2 separate regions of the Homo sapiens genome follow, and region 2 is linked to region 1. The links are chromatin contacts, found by Hi-C or POLR2A ChIA-PET in ENCODE. All regions are on one chromosome and are shown on one strand. Each heading gives the region's core, a stretch centred on a gene start or an enhancer-like site at or near the end of the contact. The rest is flanking DNA. Distances are from core to core; before and after follow the strand shown. Region 1 holds the start of KCNK15-AS1 (KCNK15 and WISP2 antisense RNA 1). Region 2 holds the start of RIMS4 (regulating synaptic membrane exocytosis 4).

Region 1 (6,189 bases), core at 2,172-4,671:
CTCGGCCCCATCCCGGAGACAAGGCAAGTGAGAGCCAGAGAGGCGATGGGAGGGGGATAAAGCCAGCAGCATCTGGCCTGACAAGGATCATGACCTGGGGAACCGGACAGCCCTGAGTTCAATCCTGGCTCAGCCACAGCCTGGCTGGGAGGACTTGGCAGGTTAAGTATCTCTTGGCAGGTTAAGTGCCTCTGTGTCCTGGGCTGTAAGGTGAGAGTCCTGTGAGTGATGTCTGTGATTATGCCTCGCACAGGCAGAGTGTTTGGCCCTGTCCCTGCTTCTGGAAAAAGAATTTTCGACATCTGCACACAGACAGTTGTGAAAAAGGAGGAGAAGCAGCTACTGGCTAAGGGGCACCTGGATAGTGACACAAAACAGCTTCTATAATCCTCTACATGGTCCTATGGGGTGAGGGTCATTACTACCCCCGTTTCTCAGATGAGAAAACCAAGGCACAGGGAAGTACAAGTGTTCTGTTTATGGACACCTAGTGGTATGGTTTGGCTCTGTGTTTCCACCCAAATTGCATCTCCAATTGTAATCCCTGCGTGTTGAAGGAAGGACTTGGTAGGAAGTGATTGACTTATGGAGGCAGTTTTCCCCATGCTGTTCTCGTGATGGTGAGTGAGTTCTCACGAGATCTGATGGTTTAAAAGTGTTTGGCAGTCCCCCTCCTCTCTCTCTCTCCCGCTGCTATGTAAGACATAGCTTGCTTCCCTTTGGTCTCTGCCATGATTGTAAGTTTCCTGAGGCCTCCTCAGGCATGTGGAACTGTGAGTCAATGAAACCTCTTTCCTTCATAAATTACCCAGTCTCAGGTAGTTCTTCATGGTCGTGTGACAACAGACTAATACACCCAGCTAGGAAGTGGAGGAGCTGGAATTCAAACTCAGGTCTTATTGACTCCAGCTGTGTCCACAACCATGCCCTCATTAACTCTCCCCTGAGTGGGCCCTGCCCTTCCCCTAAGATCAGGCCATTCCCCACATCCCACTGTCTCCACAAACTCTTTTCGGGCTCTTGTTGGGCTGTGGGTCCTTGGAGCCCCACTCACTCCGACTCTGAGACTTCAGCCCAGGTTTCTGCTCCTCTGAAGTCTGAGCAGAAATCGGAATATTAAACTTACTGATGCTGTTGCTAAAAATCAGGCTGAGGTAGTGGCACCAGCACGCTGCTTCCAGCCCACTGAGCTTCATCCTGCTTCTCGGGAGAAGAAGGGGTCCAGGCCCTCTCTACCAGGTACTGGGGCCCAATTCTGCCTGGGAACTGAGTCGGACAGGCACTGGGTTGGACATCCCTACAGGCCCGGGCGTCTGCTCACTTGTGATATCTGTAACAGTGGCTCACACTTCTAAACAAATCCTCAGGGCCAAGCTCAGCTCTCCGGCTCCACATCTACTGGTTCATTTAATCCTCACACCCACTGTATTAGTTCCCTGTTGCCACTGCAATAAGTTATTACAAACTTAGTGGCTTAAGGCAAATGTATTATCTTCTAGTTCTGTAGGGTGGAGGGCTACACAGGTCTCACTGGGCTCAAATCAAGGTATTGGCAGGACTGAGTTCCTTTCTAGCGGCTTCCATATGGAAGTATGTCCTCCTCTGGGACCTGGAGGGCCTAGGCGGCAGGCTGGGCCTCAGGGGCTTAACATACGTCAGCGACTTAATACAACAGAAGCTCAAAACTGGGGCTCCTGATTGGGGGTTGGGGGACAACCTTGCAATGTGTCATTCAGCCCCAGGTTTTTCCCACCTTGTGGGCTCCCTCTCTTCTAAAGACTTTAGTTCTCTGCATTCAGCCGTCTGGTGGGGGAAAGAGATGGAGCACGTGTAGGGCAGGGTTTTATGGGCCAGGCCTGGAAGTGGCATATGTCACTTCTGCCCATGTTCCATGAGCTAAAGCTTGGTCACATAGACCCTGCTAAGTGCAAGAAAGGCTGGGCAATGTGGCCAGCTGGGCGCCCAACTCCACCTCCCCGGTGCATCCCGGATCCCCTCATTTCTCTCCATCTTCACACATTTGGACTACACTAGCCTTCGAACTGGCCTCCACTCCTAGCCACCATCCCTTTTCCCCATGACAGCCAGGGGCTCTTTAAAAAATATGAATCAGATCATTGTGGTGGTGTTGCGTGTGTGTTTGTTTGCCTGTGTTTGTAATACAGCCTTTCCATGGCTTTCAATAAACCCACATAAGGGCTTGTAAGACCCTGTGTGAAGTTGCCTCTTTGCCTTCCTTCTGCTCCCCCAAAGTATCTGCCCCCCAGTTCTCTGGGCTCCAGCGACACCGGCTCCTCTGCTATTCTGGCTGCCAAGTCATGCTCAGTTCTGTTTTAAGCACCACCTTAGATGGTGGGGTTCACCTTCCCCAAGAAACTATCCCTTTTCCTTCTTTCTCACTCCTGTCTTAAATTAGTTTCTTGTTTGTTAGCTGGCCCTCCTCACTAGGATATCACTTTTACTTACAACAGGAATGTTGTTTGCACCAGTAGGTGCTTGGTAAATATTTGTCAGAGGATTGACTGACTGAATGAAAGAAGGAAGGAAGGAGAGAAGGAAGGGAAGAAGAGATGAAGGGACGAAGGGAGGAAGGGAGGGACGGAGGGAGGAAGGGAGGGACGGAGGGAGGAAGGGAGGGACGGAGGGAGGAAGGATGGGAGGGAAGAAGGGAGGGAGGGATGGGGAAAGGAGTGAAAGGAAGGAAGGAAGGAAAGGAGGGAGGGAGGGAGGAAGGGAGGGGAGGGGGGAGGGGAGGGAGGGAAAAAGGAAGGAAGGAAGGACGGAAGGAAGGACGGAAGACTGGCACGAGGTCACAACATGAGTTAGTGGCGGGAACAGGACTTCTGCAGGCCCGGGGTTTGGGCCTTTGCTTCAGATCTCACTATTCACAGACACATGAACCCCGGGCAGGCGAGTGGGAGGCGGACAGGGGAGCGGTTCTTCCGGCCCCCACCCGTGGCGATCCCAGCCTCCAGGTTCCCGGCAGTCGCCCCGCCTCGCCCGTCACAACCCTGCCGCGTGGGGCCGGGGTTGGAGGGGGCGGAGCGCGCGGTCCGGGCACACGGAGCAGGTTGGGACCGCGGCGGGTACCGGGGCCGGGGCGCCATGCGGAGGCCGAGCGTGCGCGCGGCCGGGCTGGTCCTGTGCACCCTGTGTTACCTGCTGGTGGGCGCTGCTGTCTTCGACGCGCTCGAGTCCGAGGCGGAAAGCGGCCGCCAGCGACTGCTGGTCCAGAAGCGGGGCGCTCTCCGGAGGAAGTTCGGCTTCTCGGCCGAGGACTACCGCGAGCTGGAGCGCCTGGCGCTCCAGGCTGAGCCCCACCGCGCCGGCCGCCAGTGGAAGTTCCCCGGCTCCTTCTACTTCGCCATCACCGTCATCACTACCATCGGTGAGCCGCCCGGAGCCTCCCTCCGCGCCCGCTCCAGCCCCAGCCGTCCCGGGGCGCCTCTGGGTTTCGGTCCCACCTCTGCCCCCGCCCAGCTGAGCTACTTTGGACGGGTCATTTCGGCTCACCGAGCCTCCCTCATCTCCTTCGCCTCCCTCGTCTCCCTGGTCTCCTTTGCCCCCCTCTGCTGAATGGAGCTGTCAGCCCACGCAGGCAGGGACGGGAGGAATCAGTAAATCGAGTTTGCCAAAAGGCTGACCCAGGAGTGCTCAGAAAACGTCCAAGGGGCTTGGAGATAGGTGAAGCGGGGCTGGGAGACCAAGTGGCTGGATTTGCTTTTCCTTGCCTGGTTGCCTCACACTTGCTGTGTGACCTTAGACGAGTTGCTCAACCTCTCTGAGCCAGAGTTTTCTCTTCTGTAAAATAGTGTCGCTAATCGGCCTTATCTCAGGGCTGTGGTGAGAGTTATTATTCAGGAGACAGACTATGCACAGACAAGGCCTGTGCTAAAACATGACACATACAGAGCACTACAAAGAAAAGATCATTTTTTTATTATTGCAATTGTTATTGTTACCCCATGAGAATGGGGACCCAGTCTGTCTTAGGGACTGCTGTATGACCCGTGCCTAGCATGCAGTAGATGATCAATAAATACTTGTTAAAGGAATGACTGATAACCACAGGCTCTGGACTCTGCCCTCAGGGATGCAGAGCAGTTCCTTTGGAGCATCTGGACCACCAGCTGTTGCCATGACTACCATCTGGCTGGTACCTGCTGAGCCTAAACCTGGGGGAACAGGAAGGAGAGAAGTGGGCTCTGCAGGGCTCCAGGCTTGGTGCCAGCCACTCCCCAGGCTCCAGCTGTGAACGTCCCGGCACCCCCCCTGGGGCTTGGATCACCAGTCCGAAAGCCAGTGCCTTGGAGAAAGTTTCCCCATAATGCTCTTGCAAGTGAATATGAGCTGTGGTTTTTGCAGTGGAGTTAAAAGTATGAGTTCTGGAATCACAGAGACTGGAGTTCTGGTCTCATCTCTATTGCCACCTGCCTTCTCTGGCAATTGATTCCACCTGTCCAAGCCCTGGTTTCCCCAAAGGCAAAATGCAATTGTTCCTACCTCACTGGGTGACTGCCAGGTTTCAGTGAGGTCAAGCATGTAACATGCTTGGCACAGTGCCTGAAGCCAAGTAGGCACTATTCATTTGTAATAATTCATTATTTGCCAACGTGGCTCCAGCTCTTATTCAGCTCTTTTGCCCCCTCCTGTCCACATGGACACCCCTGCTTCCTATCTTGGTACACCTGAGACCCTCCTGGTTACCGTGCCCACTGGTCTGGGATGCCATCAACTTGTTCTCTCTGCCTTTATCTACATTCTTTGGAGGCTTGCCATGTGGTTTTGGCCTCTTACCCTGGTTCTTTACCTCTGAGGTACGTCTGGGAGGCTGATGTAAGAGACTCAAGTGGAAACAGGAGGAATTTTGCCTTTTCTGGCCACTTGGGGGCACCACCACCCTCTGTGGTCTAGTCCGCTGAAGCCAGCCTTGCAGAGAGCCAGGTGCCAGGCCCCAGGAATTTGGGCTTTGCTTGGATGGGAGAGAGGCACTGAAGCAATGGAGGGTGCTGGTTAATAGCTCAGGCCTGTGGAGGGTGCTGGTTAATAGCTCAGGCCCGTGGAGGGTGCTGGTTAATAGTTCAGGCCCATGGAGGGTGCTGGTTAATAGCTCAGGCCTGTGGAGGGTGCTGGTTAATAGCTCAGGCCTGTGGCCTTTGGGCAGTTTTGTCCCTCTGAACCTAGTTTTCTTATCTATAAAATGGGAATAACAACATGTCATATAGTCATTGGGAGGGTTAAATCTGATAATCCATGCAGAGTACATACATGGGTTAGTTACTGTCATTATTAGTTATTATCATTATTCATTTCACTCTCTGCCAAAACCTGGCACAGTCCCAAACAGCTGGAAGCCTTTTATTCCTAAAGAGACTCTTCTGTTTCTCACCAGCACCCCCTTCAGCTTGGTTTGATTCAATAAACTCTCATTGAGCTTCTGGTCTACGTCAGGCTCTGTGCAGGACCTTGGTGATGGGGACTACACCACCATCGTCCCCGCCCTCAAAGAGCTCAAAGTCTAGTGATGAGCAGACCCCCTTTCTCCCAAAAGTAACAGAGAGGCAAAGTGATAGGGCTATGCAACAGAAATGTGGAAGTGCAGCCACAGGCCTTTAAATGTATGTAGTGCTGATATTCTGAATAAGTTATATATGCACACAGTACACACTTCACAGGGCACAAAAGGGTATGGAATGAAAAGGAATTCTCCCTCCCACCCTGTCTCTCAGCTCATAAATTCCTCTTCCTGGGTCAAATACAGTTGCCAGTTTCTTGTGTGTCCTTCTGGATATATTCTCTGCCTATATATTCCTTTAAAACACACACATTGTATAGACGTTATACACACAGTTTTGTCTCTTACTTTTTTCACTTATAGAATATATGTTGATGTTTTTATGTCAGTCTCTAAAGAGCTGCGTCATCTTGTTTGTAGGGTTTCTCAGCATTGGAACTACTGACATTTGGGGCTGTGGGGACTGTCCTGTGCATTGCAAGATGTTTAGCAGTGTCCCTGGCCTCTACTCTCTAGATGCCAGTAGCACACAGCCATCCCCACTCCTCACCCCCATTTGTGACAACCAGAATGTCTCCAGATGTTGCCAAGTGTCCCCTCAAAGGCAAAACCACCCTCGATTGAGAACTGCTACTCTGTAGTATCCCATGGTTTGGATGGCACTATAATTTATT
Region 2 (6,971 bases), core at 1,133-3,632, 64 kb after region 1:
CCCATCCATTTGCGGGCAAAAAGGGGATAGACAAGATGATTTCTAGGTCTCTTCCAAGTGAAATACTAAAGAATTTCAAGAAGGCTGCTGGAAAAAACAAACATGAGTGGACCTTTAAAAATATCATTAATACTACTTGAAGTTATCTGTTCTGACTTAAGTGAAACCAGAGCAAGTTGCCTGCAGCCTGCAATAACCAAGGTGTTTGACCCATGACACACAGCATGACTTTGAAGAAAAACTAAACCGCTCCTGCCTCTGATGCTCCTACAAACCCATGCTCCTGCCCAGCCTGGCTCTTGAGATCCAAGTGGACTGCTGACCACTCTACTGTGTTGGGGAGCCCCCTACTTCTTCCCACCTTGCCTTGTCCAGAATAATAATACAACCTCCCTCAGCTACATGAAGGCAGAAGTTAAACCTCTGAGCCTCAGTTGTTTTTTTCTGTAAAATGGTGATTATAAAAATGGTAAAATGTCTCTGCAGTAATCATCTTTACCCTTACCCCCATCCCCACCTCCAGGTCAATAGAAAGACAGGTCTATTGGGGATCTGCCTCACCTATCCCCATTCATTCACCAGTCAACAAATTCTTCTGGAGAAAGGGCAGGAAGACATGCCCACCACTTCATCCCATGATGGAACCTTGGTGGCCAGGTTGATCAGACAAGGGTCCCCAAAGACTAAGTCTAAACCTGGGCCCAGGAACTTCCTAAAACCGTAGGCTACATTTTGTGGATGGTGCATATATGCACTTCGGGAGAGATAGTCCATGTTTTCCTCAGAGACTTGAAAGTGCCCATGAAACCATTTTGCTCCTCAAGCACATACACTCCTCCAGCACATACACTCCTCTGTTTTGTTCCCCCATTGAATTCAAAGACTCTCGGATTTTCACCTTATAAAACACTGAACTCCACCCTCACACCATACAGAGCTTTGCATCGATACGATGATCCCCATTTCAGAGATGAGGAAATCCAGGCTCAGAGGTGGCATGACTTGCCCAAGGTCACAGCTAAGAAGTAGAGAATGAAGACTGGAACCTGATTCCGATTCCCAATCTGGCATTCTTTGGGGAACTCTCACCCAAGCCCTCTAGCTACCCCACCTGTTGGTGGATTCCCTTCCTCACCCCAGAACCAAATCCGGAGCTCTCATGTTCCTTCTGCCGGGTCCCAGGGCCCTAAAGAGTAGGTTTCCCTACAGCTCCCCACCCCTCGCTCTGGCTGAGGTTGTGCGCAGGCCTGGGAGGAGGAGGTTCAAGCCGCTGGCTGGTGGCCGGCTTCAGCCCACCAAGAAAGGCGACTCCAGGGACAAGAGCACCTGAGGTCAGGGGCACACACCAGCGGGCGGACAAGTGTAGAGTTGGCGCCGCCCTACACCTCTCTCCGGGAAGAGAGGGGAGGAAAGGCCGTCACCTGGCCGGTTCCCCTCCGTCTGCCCCAGGCGTATAAGAAGCAGGAGTCTGGAGCCCCAGCCCATGAGGGAAGGAGAGGAGAGATAAATGGGGGCGCTCAAGGCCTGGGGCGCCGGGCAGGGGTCTTGGGCAGGGATCCTCTGGATGTGGCCAAGACAAAGATGGAGAGGTAAGGTCTGCGCGCCACCTCCAATGGCGGGGGGCGCGTCGGAGCCCCAGGGGTGGGACGGCCAAAGCCCAGGGCTTGAAGAGTGGGCACATTCAGGAGACTCAGGGAGGGTGGCAGGTCGGCTCCAGGGACGAGGCAAGGGGCCTCCAATAGGCGCGGGTGAGGAGGGAGATGGGTCCTGGCGACCCAAAGGGCCCACCTGCGGGAAAGGTGAATGCAGACAATCTCGGGGTCCCTGGGGGAGAAGGCCAGAAGGTAGCGCATCCTGGAGACCCTGGGGTCCCGTGGGTGCGGAAGGAGACCCTGGGGGCGCCTTCCCAGGGGATTGGGGGTGGGGAGGAGGGCGCACGGGTCGGGGAGGGGGCTACCGGACCTGGATCCCGGGACACCCCGGGGGTCTGGGGGGCGGGCCGCGCGCTTACCTGCGTCCTCGTCGTCGAAGGAGTTCATGCACGGGAAGTAGATGGCGAGCGCCTCGAAGGAGGCGGACAGACTGAGGCGGCTCTGCGAGCGCTCCATGCCCGCGCCGGCGCCGGGCGCCTCGGCCGCGGCGGCGGCGGCGGCGGCGGGCGGCTTGGGCAGCTTGGCCGCCCCATTCTTGACGCGGAGTACGGCGCGCGGCGTGGTGGCGGCGGCCCGGGGCCGGGCCGAGGCTCCGCTGCGGGGCTGGCGGGCGCGGCGGGGCCGGCGGGCGGGCCAGGAGCTGGCGGCGCGCGGAGCCCGAGGCGCGCTGTGCTGCTGGCGGCGGCGGCGGCGGCGGCGGTGGCGGCGGCGGTGGCGGCGCAGCGCGCTCTGGTCCGCGGCGCCCCCCGCCGGCAGCGCGAGGCGGGCTTGGAGCGGCGCCGCAGCCAATCCGTGCCGCCGGGGGAGGGGGCGCCGCTGCGGGGCGTGGGAGCCCGGAGGGCGCGGGCTGCGGCCTCTTCTAGCAGCCCCCGGGCCCGGCAGGTGCGCGCGGGGAGGCAGGCGCCGGGCGAGGTTGTCTGGGCCCTGGTCCGAGGGCTGTTCCCGACCCCGCCTCGGCCCCCACCCTCAGCCGGCCGACTTGCGGAGAGGCCGGCGTCCAGTCCCTCACCCAGACAGGCCTCTCCCAGAGACACTGGCGCGCTCGGAGGGGATGCGCTCAAAGGGTCCCGCCCAGGCGGGTCGGCACTCGGCCTCCCACACAGAGACCCTCGGCTTCACACCTGCACCCACAGAGAAGCTCAAACAGGCACCCACACCTACACATTCACTCTGCAACATGCCCCGCAGACACCCGGACAGATACACCCACAGACCCACCCCCTCACAGATGCGGGGACAGACACGTCCACGGACACACGCAGACTCACGCAGAGACCTGCAAACACACTCAGGGAGGTAGGCAGGACATCCCTGGTGCCCGGCCTCCCTCACGGGGAGACTCTCAGATGCCACAAAACCCCACGAAGTTCAGGTAGGCATACACAGTCTCATGCATTCACACTTACCAAAGACACCCCAGAATTCATACACACATTCATACACTCAGATGAACACACAAGCCCAGACCCAGCACACACTCTGTGTCGCCTCCCCCTGTGATCATCTCAGCACTGTCAAACACTCTGACTGACACGGCCAGATGCACACACCTTCACCCTCAGACACACTAGAGTAGCACACACACGCCAAGACACAGCCACACAGACTCCATCCCTCCCAGTGTGGGTGCATCCCGACGGATTGACTGACACCCTCAGACTCAGGTACACTGAGACACACTTGGCAGGCTCACACTCACAGACTCTCCCATTATCACCCTCGGCGACCCGCAGTCCTCAGACACACACGGGCTCAGACACTCACAGCCCCAGGACAGAGACGAGCGAATCGGAAACCCGTGTTCCATTCCCTGCATGTGACCTGGGACGTGAGGGTCCCTGCCCACCTAATCAGGCCCCAGATGTCAAACAACCTTCTCAGCTGCTCGCACACCTCTTTATGAAGCCATCTGGCGACATGGAAACAGTTCAGGCCTCAGAAAGAGACAGCCCAGAGTTTGAATCTCAGCTGTGGTGCTGTCTTTCTGGGTGGCCTATGGCAAAACTCTTTATCCCATGGGTCCTGTTCCTCATCTGTACAATGGGGACAGGAGCCTTCCATTTTGGATGGTTGTGAACTGCCTGTAAGATAACACAGGTGTTTGTTTTCTATTGCTGCATAACAAATGAAGCAGCTTAAAAACACCAATCTAGTGATTTACAATCCTGTAGGTCAGAAGTCTGGGCAGCCTGAGCTGGGTTCTCTGCTTAGGGCCTCACAAAGTATTGGCCAGACTGGGCTCTTCTCTGCAGGCTCTGGAGAAGAATCCGCTTCCAAGATCATTCAGGTTGTTGGCAGGATTCAGTTCCTTGTGGTTGCAGGACTGAGGTTCCTGTTTCCTTGCTGGCTGTCAGCCAGAAGTCAACCTCAGCTCCTAGAAGTGGCTTTCTGGTCCTTTCACCTGGCCCCTTCCACCTTCAAGGCCAGTTTCAGGATGTCAAGCCCTTCTCATCCTTCAGTAGAATCTTTCTACCTTGGCTTCTGCTTACTGGCCTGAGAGATTCTGCTTTTAAAGGTCTCGTGTGATTAGATCAGGTCCACTCGCATGATGTCCCTTTGACATATAATGTAATATAATCACGGTAGCGATTCCTGATCAGGGTCGCAGTTTCCACCCATGCTCACACAAGGGCGGGATCACACAAGGTATTACATAAGGGCAAGGATCACTGGAGTTATTCTGACACATCTGCCCATCACAGTGTGCAAAACACCTAGCACAGTGCTGGCCTTCGGCAGGTGCTCCTGAGCCCTAGCCCCTTCCCAGGGACCAGATCTAGACTTTGAGGCAGCCTGGTGTCATGGTTAAGAGTGCTGGTATAATCATCCCCATCTTGGTCAATGGCAGCTCCATTTTTCCACTTGTTTGGATCAGAAATGTTGGATACTTGACTCCAGTCTCACACACACCACATTCAATCCATCAGCAACTCCTGTCATTTCTATACACAAAATGTAACCAGAAACTGACCACTTCTCTGCCCCAAACCCTCCCATCTCACAGTCAAAGTCCATGTTCTACAAGGTCCTAACTTCTTTGGCTCTGCCACCCCTCTGTCTTCATACCCAGGACACCCCGGTGGCTCACTCGGCTTCAGAACATCTGTACTGCTGTTCCCTCTGCCTGAAGCCCTCTCCCTTGCAAAGGGCTGTGTAGCTCACTCACAGATCTCTGCTCAAATGTCACTTTCCCTCTGAAGTCTTCCCTCACCACTCTTTATGAAGTAGCAAAAACCCCTCCCTGAAATGCCAGATCCTCTCTACCCTGCTTTATTTTTCTCTGTAGCCCTCATCACCATCTGACATGTTTCATATATATGTGGGGGGGTACATGTATATATACAGATACACACATATTTATGTACATGTGTATATGCGTGTATGTATGTGCAAACACACATACATGTGTATATGCATGTATATGTGTATGTGTTTGCATATATATATATATATACACACACATACACAACACACACATTTTTATTCTTGTTTATTTGTTTATCGTCTCTTTTTCCCCTTCCCAGAGCCCAGAAAGATGCCTGGCAAAAAGTTCGTGTTCTGTAAATAGTTGTTGATTGAATGAATAAATTCTCACACCAGCCATAGGAAGGAGATAGGTATCCTTTGCATCCTCTCCCCATCTTACAGATAAAGAACTGAGGCTTACGAAGGGGAATGGACTTACTCAAGGTCATAGTGAGTAGGCCTCTTGTCAAAAATGGTGGGTGGGGGCCAGGTGCAGTAGCTCATGCCAGTAATCCTAGCACTTTGGGAGGGCAAGGCGGGTGGATCACCTGAGGTCAGGAGTTCGAGACCAACCTGGCCAACATGCCGAAACCTCATCTCTACTAAAAATACAAAAATTAGCCGGGCGTGGTAGCAGGAACCTGTAATCCCAGCTACTTGGGAGGCTGAGGCAGGAGAATTGCTTGAACCCAGGAGGTGGAGGTTGCAGTGAGCCGAGATCTCGCCACTGCACTCCAGCCTGGGCAACAGAGCAAAAACTCCATCTCAAAAAAAAAAAAAAAAAAAAGTGGGTGGGGAATCTAACCCAACATAAGGAGATCGAAGAAGGCTTCCCTGAGGATGTGATGTTGGAGCTGAAAATAGCACCTCCTATGTGCCTGGACTTCTTGGTGTGATTTCTCCTTTCTTGGTTAGCTCATGCCTAAAATTCCATCCATAGGGTTTGGGCCTGTACACTTAAATCATTTACCCTTTGTAAATATGTAATGTTTCCCCATGGGAAATTTAAGTGGTCAGCCACTTACACCTGGGTATGAATAATGCATTCTAAGAACAAGTTTGGGGGGTGGAGAGGGATGCTTAAGAAAATGAATGAGGGAAGTGGTGGATGTGGATCCAGAGAAGGAAGGGATGGGAAGTCAGAAATGAACTTCCAGGTTGGAGTTCACAGTCCAGTGAGATGGAGGATGCCAAGAACCAGGCAGCTCAGTGGAGTGGAGCGGAAGAAGCATTGCCTGACTTGGGTTTAAACGCCTGTCCTTATTTTATTTATGTGACCTTGGGTATGTTCCCTCAAGGTTCTCATCAAAAAATGAGAGTAATGGGCTGGGCGCGGAGGCTCACGCCTGTAATTCCAATACTTTGGGAGGCTGAGGCAGGAGGATTACTTGAGGTCAGGAATTCGAGACCAGCCTGGCCAACGTGGCAAAACCCTGTCTCTACTAAAAATTAAAAAAATTACCCGGGCATGGTGGCGCACGCCTGTAACCCCAGCTACCTGGAAAGCTGAGGCACAAGAATTGCTTGAATCTGGGAGGTAGAGGTTGCAGTGAGCAGAGAGCACACCACTGCATTTTAGCCTGGGTGACGGAGCGAGACTCTGTCTCCAAAAAAAAAAAAAAAAAAAAAAAAAGGGAGAGAATAATTAACACCTCTTTGCACAATTGTGATGAAGATTGGAGATTGGACATATACAGAGTGCATCGCATGTAATAAGTACTTGATAGATAAATTTATTGCATGTAAATTCCAAGTGCTCACTATTGTACCCAGCTCTACAAATACAGGGATGAATAAAACAGACCTGGTCTCTGCCTTCATGGAGTTTATAGTTTGGTAACATTAAACAAATAATTATGCTAATAATTATTTAAATTATTTAATTACTACCTTATCTAATAGTTGCATAATAATAATTTTAATTGCAATTGTGATAAGTGCCATAAAAGATATATATCTATATACTGTGTGTGTGTGTGTGTGTGTGTGTGTGTGTTTGAGTGAGATAGGGCGAGATGGGGTCTTGCTATGTTGCCCAGGCTGGTCTTAAACTCCTAGCCTCAAGCAGTCCTC

The links. Hi-C counts contacts between places; a loop is a spot of excess contacts on that map. ChIA-PET counts read pairs that join two places held with the same protein, here RNA polymerase II (POLR2A). Pooled maps may share reads with other maps.
Region 2: a loop to region 1 is called in a map of gastrocnemius medialis, with 11 times the contacts of the local background. The contact joins the promoter of RIMS4 here to the promoter of KCNK15-AS1 in region 1. A Hi-C loop is called at or near these places in 11 of 168 maps with a recorded cell type or tissue (Caco-2, ascending aorta, cardiac septum and 7 more), 1 of 37 single-sample maps with no recorded cell type and 17 of 50 pooled maps. POLR2A ChIA-PET finds 5 or more read pairs at or near these places in 3 of 52 experiments (H1, OCI-LY7 and WTC11).

The regions. Positions count from the first base shown.
Region 1 is chr20:44,742,806-44,748,994 of GRCh38, forward strand. It overlaps KCNK15-AS1 (KCNK15 and WISP2 antisense RNA 1), which reads right to left and starts at 3,422. Exons shown (of 5, transcript NR_132377.1): 1 at 3,160-3,422. KCNK15 (potassium two pore domain channel subfamily K member 15) reads left to right here and starts at 3,060. Exons shown (of 2, transcript NM_022358.4): 1 at 3,060-3,388. The coding sequence starts at 3,106.
Region 2 is chr20:44,808,164-44,815,134 of GRCh38, forward strand. It overlaps RIMS4 (regulating synaptic membrane exocytosis 4), which reads right to left and starts at 2,383. Exons shown (of 6, transcript NM_182970.4): 1 at 2,012-2,383. The coding sequence starts at 2,108.